Regions from separate parts of the Mus musculus genome. Here region 1 is linked to region 2. A link is a loop called in an ENCODE intact Hi-C map of the cell type or tissue named here. Cell type or tissue: gastrocnemius. All regions are shown on one strand. Each heading gives the region's core, and the rest is flanking DNA. Links, peaks and the distances in the headings are about the cores only.

Region 1 (5,374 bases), core at 125-5,124, 73 kb after region 2:
ACGAGCTACACCAGAAGTTCTCAACCTGTGGGTGGAAACCCCCTTGGGGTTGGCACATAAGATAACCTGCATGTGAGATATTTACATTACAATCCATAACAGTAGCAAAAATTACAACAAGAAAGTAACAGCAAAATGGGCTGGAGAGATGACTCAGTGGTTAAGAGTATTGTCTGCTCTTCCAGAGATCCTGAGTTCAATTCCCAGCTACCACATGGTGGCTCACAACCATCTGTAATGAGATCTGATGCCCTCTTCTGGTATGTCTGAAGATAGTGACAATGTACTCACATACATAAAATAAATTACTCTTTAAAAAAAAAAAAGTAGCAGCAAAATAATTTTGTGGTTGGGGGTCGCCACAACTTGAAGAACTGTATTAATGGATCACAGTGTTGGGAAGGTTGGGACCCACTGGACTACACCCTGGAGCAGAGGGCTGGAGGAACCTTCTCCTTCCTTAAGTCCTATTTGTCAATATTTTCTTATAGTAGCTAGAAAGGCCATAGTGTTCCTTTGCAAAGCTGTATCTTTGCCCCTGGATACTTGTGTATCGAAGATGTCAATTCTAGACATAGAAGTAGAATTCGAGATGTAGGTGCAGTGAGACATATGTGACGGCTCTTGGCGGGTACAATATGTTCAGCGAAGGTGAAATAATGAATATGCAAGGGTCTGTGTCCCAGCATCAAAGCGCCTGGCTTAGAAAACTATCACCGGGGCTTTAGTGAGTCAAAGGTATAGTATAGCAAGATAGAATGGACTGGAAAATGTGGTGTCTTTATTGCCCAAGGCCTGTTCAAAACAAACAAAACAAAACCAAGCAGCCCAGAGGTCCTAGTGGCTCATGACAGTTTCACACAAATTATTTTTCCCTTTATTGGATATTTTCTTTATTTACATTTCAAATGTTATCTCCTTTCCAGGTCCCCCTCTGGACACCACCTATTCCACCCCCCTCATCCTGACTCTATGAGGGTTCTCCCCAACCCACCCACCCACTCCCACCTTCCTACCCTGGCATTTCCCTACACTGAGACATTGAACACTCTCAGGCCCAAGGGCCACTCCTCCCACTGATGTCCAACAAAGCCATCCTCTGTTGCTTATGTGGCTAGAACCATGGGTCCCTCCATGTGTACTCTTTGGTTGGTGGTCCAGTCCCCAGGAGCTCCGGGGGATCTGGCCTGTTGACACTGTTGCTCCCTCCATGGGGCTGCAAACACCCTCAGCTCCTTCAGTCCCTTCCCCAACTCCTCCATTGGGGACCCTGCACTCAGTCAAATGGTTGGCTGTGAACTCCTCCTCTGTATTTGTGAGGCTCTGGAAGAACCTCTCAGGAGACAGCCATATCAGACTTCAGCAAGCACTTCCAGGCATCCGCAATAGCGTCCAGGTTTGGCGACTGTATGTGGGATGGATCCCCAGGTTGGGCAGTCTCTGGATGGCCTTTCCTTCAGTCTCCATATTTCCTCCTGTATTTTGTTTCCCCTTCTAAGAAGCACTGAAGCATCCACACTTTGGTCTTCCTTCTTCTTGAGCTTCATATGGTCTGTGAGTTGTATCTTGGGTATCCCAAACTTTTAGGCTAATGTCCACTTATCAGTGAGTGCATACTACGTGTGTTCTTTTGTGATTGGGTTACCTCACTCAGGATATTTTCTAGTTCCATCCATTTGCCTAAGAATTTCATAAATTCATTCTTTTTAATAGCTGAGTAGTACTCCATTGTGTAAATATACCATATATATATCTCCATTTCCCTGTTGAGGGACATCTGGGTTGTTTCCAGCTTCTGGCTATTATTATATGAACATAGTGGAGCATGTGTCCTTATTACATGTTGGAGCATCTTCTGGATATATGTCCAGGAGTGGTATAGCTGGGTCCTCAGGTAGTACTAGGGCCAATTTTTTGAGGAACCGCCAGACTGATTTCCAGAGTGGTTGTACCAGCTTGCAATCCCACCAGCAATGGAGGAGTGTTCATCTTTCTCCACATCCAAAAACAAAACAAAACAAAACAAAACAAAAACAGAAAAAACAAAAAACAAAAAACCCCAAGCAGCCCAGAAGCCCTGGTGGCTCATGACAGTTTCGCACAAATTATAACAAACTCACACCTTCCTCAGGATCCTCTCCTGCCTCTACACAGCCACAATAAAGGTTAAATCTATAGCGGTGTGACGGAACCGGAGGCTATCCTAGCTCTGCGTGTCCATTAAGTGCCCTCTTAGGTGTCTGTCACTGCAAGCCTCCACGTACAAGACCCCATGGACAAGAGGTTGCGTCTGCTCCTGTAGGCCAGATCCGACTCTGAACTTCACACTTGCCACTGCGCAGATTCTGCCCGCCTCTGCCCACCACCGCCCACGGCTCAAACAGCCTTCTCTGTTCAGTTAGAAATACCCCCCCCCCCCACCCCCAGCTTCCGAAGCGCCTGGCAATTAGGACGCCAGTAGGTGTCGGCTTTCATAGGTGTCCCAGCCTGTATTTCCTGTTCTCTAGCTTGTTCCATTTACACAGCCCAGCAGCGCCTGCCTCGGATGTGTCAGAGAGAGCAGAGCTCATCCTCTCCGTCCCACTTCTCCGCCTCTCTGGGGATGCGTATCATTTTGGGGCTGTCAACAACCATGCCTTCCCTCACACCCCGCCGCCCAGCTGTTGCCAAATTCTGATTATCCCTCCTGCACCTCCCACCCCGCGCTGCTCCCTCTGCCTCCCTTGAATCTATTAACCTCAATCAGGATGTTAATGGAAAATTACCCCTGCTTCTTATCACTGTCTGGTTTGCTATCCTACACGGGCAGGAATGAGCCGATGCGTTTGATGCGTTCACCGTCTACTGTCCGGTTCTATGCTCCCACCTCCCCTTCTTAGACCTCAGACTGACAAACAGCACCGAGGCGAGAGGCCCACAGAAGCCAGACAGGAGTGAGTGTGGGCCCATTCTCTTTGCCAGGTAGACTTGCTAAGCTAAAGCACAAGGGGACTCCAGGGCAAAGGTGGTGCCTCAGGACTGGCTGGGGGAGACTAGCAGAACAGGTAAGCCCGCTGATGACAAGGCAGGGTCCTCAGGTGTGCTGCCCAATGCTGCAAAATTCCGACAAGAGCTGGGCATTTGCCACTTGCAACAGCGTTCCAGCTCTGGGACTCTGCTTTTGTGCCTCTAGTGAAAGTGTCCCTTCACACTGACCTGTGCTCCGAGGGATCAGAAGTTCCTACAAGTTCGCCACCACTGTCTCCACAGTAAGACTCAGAGGATGTCACTGTGAAAAAGCCGGGCACAGGACTCACGGCAACTGCCTCGGGGGGGCGGGGGGGCGGGGGGGTTTTTGAAAATCTGTGATTCTTTCCCTTCTCACTCCCTTCAGAGACATCCCCTTAAAATGCCTAGGGAGTGGCCACGGAGTGGGCGTGTCCAAGGCCTCCACTGGGCTATTGTTCTGAGCACTTGCTTCTCTTTTAGCAATCCTCTCTCCTCCGAGTTTGTGTCCCTGAAGAAATCTAAGGCCTGCCGGGCAGTGGTGGCGCACACCTTTAATTCCAGCTTGGGAGGCAGAGGCAGGTGGATTTCTGAGTTTGAGGCCAGCCTGGTCTACAGAGTGAGTTTCAGGACAGCCAGGGCTACACAGAGAAACCCTGTCTCGAAAAAACAAAACAAAACAACCAAACAAACAAAAAAGAAGGAAGGAAAGAAGGAAGGAAGGAAGAAAGGAAAGAAGAAAGAAAGAGAAAAAGAAAGAAATCTAGGGGCCAGTGAGATGGCTCAGTGGGTAAAGGTGCTTGCCACCAAGTTTGATGATCTGAGATCAATCCCTAGGACTCACGTGAGCACCGACTCCTGCAAGTTGTCCTAGGATCCCAAGACAGGGCCTTCAATGTGCATACAGCTACACACAAATGCATTTACTCCCTAAAATAGTACAGCTTCCAGTAGATCCTGAAACATCAGCAAACTGGGAGGTGGTTCTATGATCCTCTTAAAACAGCAATTGATGCTGGGGGTGTTGGCACCCCACCCCAAACCCCCTGTGATCCCAGACTTCAGGAGGCAGAGGCAGGCAGATCACCTTTGTGAGACCGAGGCCAGCCTGGTATATACATGGTGAGTTCCAGGCCAGCCTGATCTAGAGTGAGTTCCAGGACTCTGTTACACAGAGAAACCCTGTCTTGAAAAACAAAACAAACACAATCTCTCGTCTTCCCACAAAGGGTGACTTGGGCTGACCATAGCAGGCAGGCCAGCAGATGCAAGAATGCTGGTGCTCAGGGGATGTCATCCTGGGCCTGGAACTGTCCCCACAATACTGCTCCAGGGGTTTCTTCCACCTCTGTCCCTGCAGTTTCCCACTGGTGTCACTTCAGATCGGTACCAGCATGTGATACCTTCACTGCAGTGTTGGCTGACTAAATGACTCACCCAAATGTAAAGAATATACAAATGTACATCTTTCCCTGCACAAATTATCTCCAGCTTATTTTTCCCAAATTATTTTTATTGTGATATAAGTCATACCCATGAAATCCGTTCTTAATTCAAAGGTGTGTGTTTGTGTGTCTTTAAATCACCACTATATACTTTCTCTGGCTTACATTAATTCCTGTTTCCCCCACACGCACCATGGGTTTTGATGGGAACTGCCAATCACAATATCTAGCATGAAACAACATAGGAAAGGTACAGGGCCCAGTGAGATCGTCTACTCCCCCAGACAGTTTTTTCTTAACAAAAACTGAGAAAAATAAAACCTCCTGGGAAGGAAGCCTGTGAGTCCTGAGACAATGATGCTCGGAGTTCTTGCTGTTAGAAACTGGTCCATAGTGGGTGAAGGACTCTCTGAGAGGGAGGACTGGCTGTCTCTGGTTGTTCCCAAGACTAGCCACACCCTTTCTTACCCTCAGTTTATTTATGTAAACTAATGATCAAGCTAGTCCCCTGGCTTTCTCTAACCTGGAACTGTGAATAAAAAAACAAAAACAAACAAACAAAAAACCCCTGTCTTCCTCCCCCACTGCTTAGTACCTGGTTATTAGGACATGACCTTTGATTTCAAACCTAGGCTCAGAAGAGATGAGCACCAGAAGAGAGGTACCGGAGACTCTAAAAGCATCAGAGGATCTGGCCTTTGACTGCAGGGTGAAGGAAGCACCAGGAAAGAGATAATGGTTATCTTAGGATGGATATGCTACAGAGGGAGAAGGTACAAGAGTATTCTAGACACTGGAAAACTGAGCCATGGCCAAGTACAGGAAACAGTGTGAAGTCAAGCAGAACCTGGGTGCAAGGAGGGAAGAGGCAGGAATCGGGCTCTGGAGGTAGAGTCAAAGCACTTGGGAAAGTGACCGTCTCACAGATCAGGGAAGGAGGAACT
Region 2 (5,374 bases), core at 180-5,179:
ATGAGTTGTAATTGTAAATATTTTTGGAGTTAGAAGTTTGCCCACAGGGCCATGACCCACAGGTTGGGAACCTCTGATTTGTGAGTTGGTGCCCAAAACAACACATAGCCCCCTGTGGACTTTCTGGAATAGGAATTGTTTGGGTAGTTATCTGGGTGGATTTTTTGAGGCTATATCAACACTAGCCTTTAGCCTGTTGATAACAATAAAACAAAGAACTTAACGGTAAAAGGTGGACAACAACTATAAAACAGTACACAGAGAAAGGGGGGAAAACCAATAAAAACAATCTGGTTGCTCTTCTGGGTGACAGCTGGGGTTCTGTGGGCGCTCGCTCAGGAGGACTGTGGAGGACACACCGAAGGTTTGGCCTTTACTTAGGACTTGCTTGAATGTTTATCCACAGTGCATGACTCAGTAGCCCAGGAGGACTCTTGGGATTGTGAACTCTGTGGCACCTCAGAGTTTGCTGCTCGTGTGCCCGACCCTTGGGCAGAGAATGCCCTCATTCTGAGAAGCCGGCCTCCAGCATACTCAGGCAGAGCTGTTCTGGAGATCTTTGTAGAAGACATTCCCAAGAAGCTTTAGGGACCCAAGTAGCATGTGTTTATCACTGCACAGTACTGTGGGTCAGGGACCTGACTGAGGCCTACAGGGTGGTTCTGCTCAGGGTCTATCCTGGGTATCCTACGGCCCTGGACTAGGACTTTGGGTTTTGGCCTTCATAGGGAGAGTCCCTCAGGATTCCATTCCTCACAGGCTAAAACCCCAAGAACTTCAGATCTTTACTGTTTGTTGGTCAGAGGCTTGTTCAGTTTGTAGTTCTATGCATTCTCAGTAGGGATGCTTGAAACACCACTGTTGGCTTCCCCGGGATGAAACTAACGCTCAGACTGTCTCGTCACTCTTTTCTTCACGCTCGGGAAACTCCAATCATTGGGAACAAGCTGATAAATCCATACCTGGGGCACTGGTATATCACGTGTTCTCAGACTGTCACACTGTCCCTGGAGGATAGGAGACAGGCTGTTTCTTCTCAGAGGCACTTGGAACATGATATCTCTAAACAGTCCAATAGTACTGAAAATGGAGACATCGCATGGTCTGGGGAGTTTGGGAAGAGGCCTTCATTTTCTTAGCAAGCCTGAAGATCATCAGAACTGAGTGACAGACTGACTTCATGCTAAGTCACCGCTCACATGCAGCCCCTCCACAGAGCTCTGCTTTCCCAAGAAGCACGGGCAGATCTGATCCCGCCCATGCTCTCTGTGCTCCTTGGCTCCTCCTCTGAGCCAGGTTCAGATTGCAGCTGTCACCTTCTCAGTGCTCCCTCTCCCACTGCCTCTCCTCCCAGCCCTCTGTTCCCAGAATGACAGCCACAGTCTAATTTTTTTTTTAAATAAATCACACCAATCATACGATGGTTCTCTGCTGAAACGTCGCCACTGTTCGAATGATAAAAGCAAGGCTGGGGTGGAAATGGGTTTCTGCTCTGTTGCCTCACTTCTTCCTGATCTTCTGCTCTTTCTGCTGTACTGGCCCCCTTTGTCTCTTGACTGTGCCAGGAATGTTCTCAGTTCCCTGTCTCTGCCTCAGTAGGTACCCTGCGGATATGAACATGGCCTATGTGATAGTTAATCTTGGCTGTCAACTAGGAGACATGGCTCTGAGTGGGCTTGAGAGTACATTTCCAGGAAGGGTTAACCAAGGAAAGAAGATCTTCCCTAGAGTGGGCAGCACTCACTGGAAGATTCACAGAGTATAAAGAAGTCTGTGGGGTTTAAAGTTCTGTTGCTTTTGCCTGCTCTCCTGCATTCCTTGCTAGTGAATGCATCTGCCTTATCGCACGCTGCTGCTGCTGCTGCTGCTGCTGCTGCCGCCGCCGCCGCCCTTCCCTGGTGTCAGAACCTAGCTTCTATAGCCTTCAATGTAGACTAAAGAAAGACCATCAGCTCGACTTGAACCCACCAGGCACTCAGCACCAGATTGAGACTGTGGCATGCAGGCCATGATTAAGCAGCAGTAGACTGCCTAGCCCACATTGTATTAACCAATCTAAAAACCACTTTTGCACTGTATATTCATCTTGTGTTCCTCTAGAGGACTCTGACTGATTCAGCTCACTACCTTAAGCCTTGGCTTTACTTTGCCCTGCTTGAGAATCCCATTTGGAATTCTGACACCATCTCCGACCTCATTTGAATGTATTTTTTTTCCAAAGCTCTCATCACTTTCAATATACTCTACTCACTACAAGCTTCCCCTGCCTCCAAGACTAGGGATTTGTAACTGATGATGTTTATTATTTAGTGTCTAGGATCTAGAGTTCTTCCTGACACATGTAGGTACTCAATAATTGTTTGATGAATGAATGAATGAATGAATTCCCTGGCTAATCTCAGCCATGTAATTTCAGGGCTGGCATCCTTCTTTGGTAAGATGTTGGCAATCTAAAAAGCCTCAAAGCTGGAAGGCATTTGGTCCTCAGAACATGTCGTAGAGTCTCATTTTTCTAGTGATCCATGAACCCCACACCAGGTTTAATTTCCCACCATCTGCCTTAACCCTGTCATAGACGTGGCCTCCGGGTTAAGATGTGGAGTCCAAACTGGCAGCCTCTCCGAGTCCCCTGTCTATCAAGGGTCCCTCGGGATTCCAGGCATTTCTGCCTCCCCTGAGCTTGTCATGAACCCCAAGGGAGGAGAATCCTCCAACTCTTGGACCAAAGCCTTTCTGCTGGCAGAGAATGACAGCCGCTTCCTGTGTCCCCAACCTCAGGAGGAGCCTGATATCAGCTCACGAGCTTCCATCCCTCAGTCCCATTCATCACCATGGCTTCAACAATGACTTCTGGGTCACCATTCCCGTGGAATCAGAATATGCAGATGGAGGAGAAAGCAAAGAAACATGGAGGAGGAAGGTGATGAAGTTGAAAAGGAGGGGACTGGCTCTCCCTTCTTCTGAGACTTTATCAATTTTGCCTCCAGGGTTCAGAGAATTAACACATGAACTGACATATGAACTAAATGAAGTGTGATGCGTCTATGCAGTACAATATCACTAGGCCATACAGCGACACCCCACAAACCACAGCTATGTGCACTCTCATGGATAGTTTTGAAAGCTTTATGTTAAGGAAAGACCATGTGACTTAAGAGTCCACTGACAACAAATGTCCTGAAGTCTGGGGAAGCAGAGAGTGACTCTCAGTGCCTGTGAGGCTCTTTGGGATGCTGAAAAGATTCAGCTTTTTGAGCTGGGAGTGTAGATCAGTGGTTAGCACTAACTGGGGGGGGGGTGGTGGTGAGGGGGGCTGGGTTCAACCTCAGTACCACAAAAAGGAAAGGAGAAGGGAGGGGAGGGAAGGGGGAGGGGGAGGAAAAACAGGAAAAGAGAGGGAGGAGGAAGGGAAGGGAGGGGAGAGAAGAAGCAGGGAAGGGGAGGAAAAACAGGAAGAGGGAGGAAGGGGGGGAGAGGAGGGAGGAAGAGGAAAGGAAAAGAGGGGGAGGGAGAGGAAGAGAAAGATTCATTGTCATGATGGTCAAATAGCTGAGAATATACTAAAACCTCCGATGGCCACATTTTCAATAGGTGGCTTCTATGGTGCATGAACTGTATTTTAATAAAAGAGAAGCCACAGCCCACCCTAAGGAGTGGTACAGGGTCAGATAGAAGTTGAAGCTTGCTTGATCTTTAGCTGCCCTGAGTTCTCACATGCCGCTTTCAAATTCAAGCCAGAGCGAATTTTGTCTTCAAAACCCTGTTCCTCTTCTTCTTCTTCGGGAAAACACCAAATGGCGGATGACGCCGGTGCAGCGGGAGGGCCCGGAGGACCCGGGGGCCCAGGATTAGGAGGCCGCGGCGGCTTCCGCGGAGGATTCGGCAGCGGTCTTAGGGGCCGTGGTCGAGGCCGCGGGGCTCGTGGAGGTAAAGCTGAAGACAAGGAGTGGATCCCCGTCACCAAGCTGGGCCGCCTGGTTAAGGACATGAAGATCAAGTCCTTGGAGGAGATCTACCTGTTCTCCCTGCCCATTAAGGAGTCTGAGATCATTGACTTCTTCCTGGGTGCATCCCTAAAGGATGAGGTTCTGAAAATCATGCCAGTGCAGAAGCAGACTCGGGCTGGCCAGCGGACCAGGTTCAAGGCTTTGGTCGCTATTGGGGACTACAATGGTCACGTTGGTCTTGGTGTTAAGTGCTCCAAGGAGGTTGCCACTGCCATCCGAGGGGCCATCATCTTGGCCAAGCTTTCCATCGTCCCTGTGCGGAGAGGCTACTGGGGGAACAAGATTGGCAAGCCCCACACTGTTCCATGCAAGGTGACAGGCCGCTGTGGCTCTGTGCTGGTGCGTCTCATCCCTGTCCCCAGAGGCACTGGCATTGTCTCTGCTCCTGTGCCCAAGAAGCTCCTGATGATGGCCGGTATAGATGACTGCTACACTTCAGCCAGAGGCTGCACTGCCACCCTGGGCAACTTTGCTAAGGCCACCTTTGATGCCATCTCCAAGACTTACAGCTACCTGACCCCCGACCTCTGGAAAGAGACTGTCTTCACCAAGTCTCCTTATCAGGAATTCACGGATCATCTTGTGAAAACCCACACCAGAGTCTCTGTTCAGAGGACCCAGGCTCCAGCTGTGGCTACCACATAAGGGTTTTTATATGAGAAAAATAAAAGAATTAAGTCTGCTGAAAACAAACAAACAAACAAACAAACAAAAAAAAAAAAACCCTGTTCCTTTTCTTAAGCACCCGCAGACTACATACGCTTTCCATTCAGGGTAATCCAGCCGTGCCTAGCTGGGCATACCTTATCTGTAGCCATTTTGTTTTTCCGAGTCAGGGTTTCTCTGTAGCCCTGTAGACCAGGCTGGCCTTGAGCTCAGAGATCCGCCTGCCTCTGCCTTTGGAGTGCTGGGATTAAAGGTGTGCCCCACCCCCATCTGCTAGAGATGTTTTTAAGGGCTGGTGTTTCTCCCCTGAGCAGCACTCCAAGGAAAATGGAGTCACTGAGCCTCCAATGAAAGGGCATGTGACTCCACGCAGACTCTGATCACAGGTTGGGCTCGAATAATTCAGAAGCCCGTCTAGGCTTAAGAGAGAGAAAGGGGTCGGAGGGGTTGGGGGTGGGGGGCGGGGAGCCGGGAGCGGGGAGAGGAGGCACCAGCTTCTGTCTGCAGGAGCTCTCTAAGATTTGGATCCTTCAAAGTCATTCCAGGAGGCTGTTCACTGGCCCCGTGGGGTGCCCTACTAGACTATTGATTGGTTTCAATCTGTGGTTTGACTTCAAGCCTCTTGGAGAAGTCAAGTTTGTCTCTCATCTGAAAATGGCAGCAACTTCCCAGCACATGAAGGGTGGCTCAGGTCCCCTCTC

The links. A loop is a pair of places that touch in the nucleus more often than their neighbours do. Peaks named below come from ENCODE experiments on the same cell type or tissue, not always from the same donor. Only the 100,000 strongest peaks of a DNase experiment are listed, where the experiment ranks them.
Region 1: a loop joins it to region 2, with 2.1 times the contacts of the local background. A loop is called at or near these places in 4 of 42 quality-filtered maps.

What each region holds. Positions count from the first base shown.
Region 1 is chr14:76,162,489-76,167,862 of GRCm38, reverse strand. It overlaps Gm36534 (a long non-coding RNA gene), which reads right to left and starts at 3,293. Exons shown (of 3, transcript XR_874833.2): 1 at 3,196-3,293. In gastrocnemius, for the core only: no CTCF peak of the experiment used is centred there; a DNase peak (open chromatin) is centred at 2,627; H3K4me3 peaks cover 705 bases.
Region 2 is chr14:76,235,966-76,241,339 of GRCm38, reverse strand. All of the region lies in intron 1 of Gm36583 (a long non-coding RNA gene), which reads left to right. It also overlaps the pseudogene Rps2-ps6. Among named protein-coding and RNA genes, the nearest start is that of Gm36583, 6.5 kb to the left of the region's middle. In gastrocnemius, for the core only: no CTCF peak of the experiment used is centred there; a DNase peak (open chromatin) is centred at 2,648.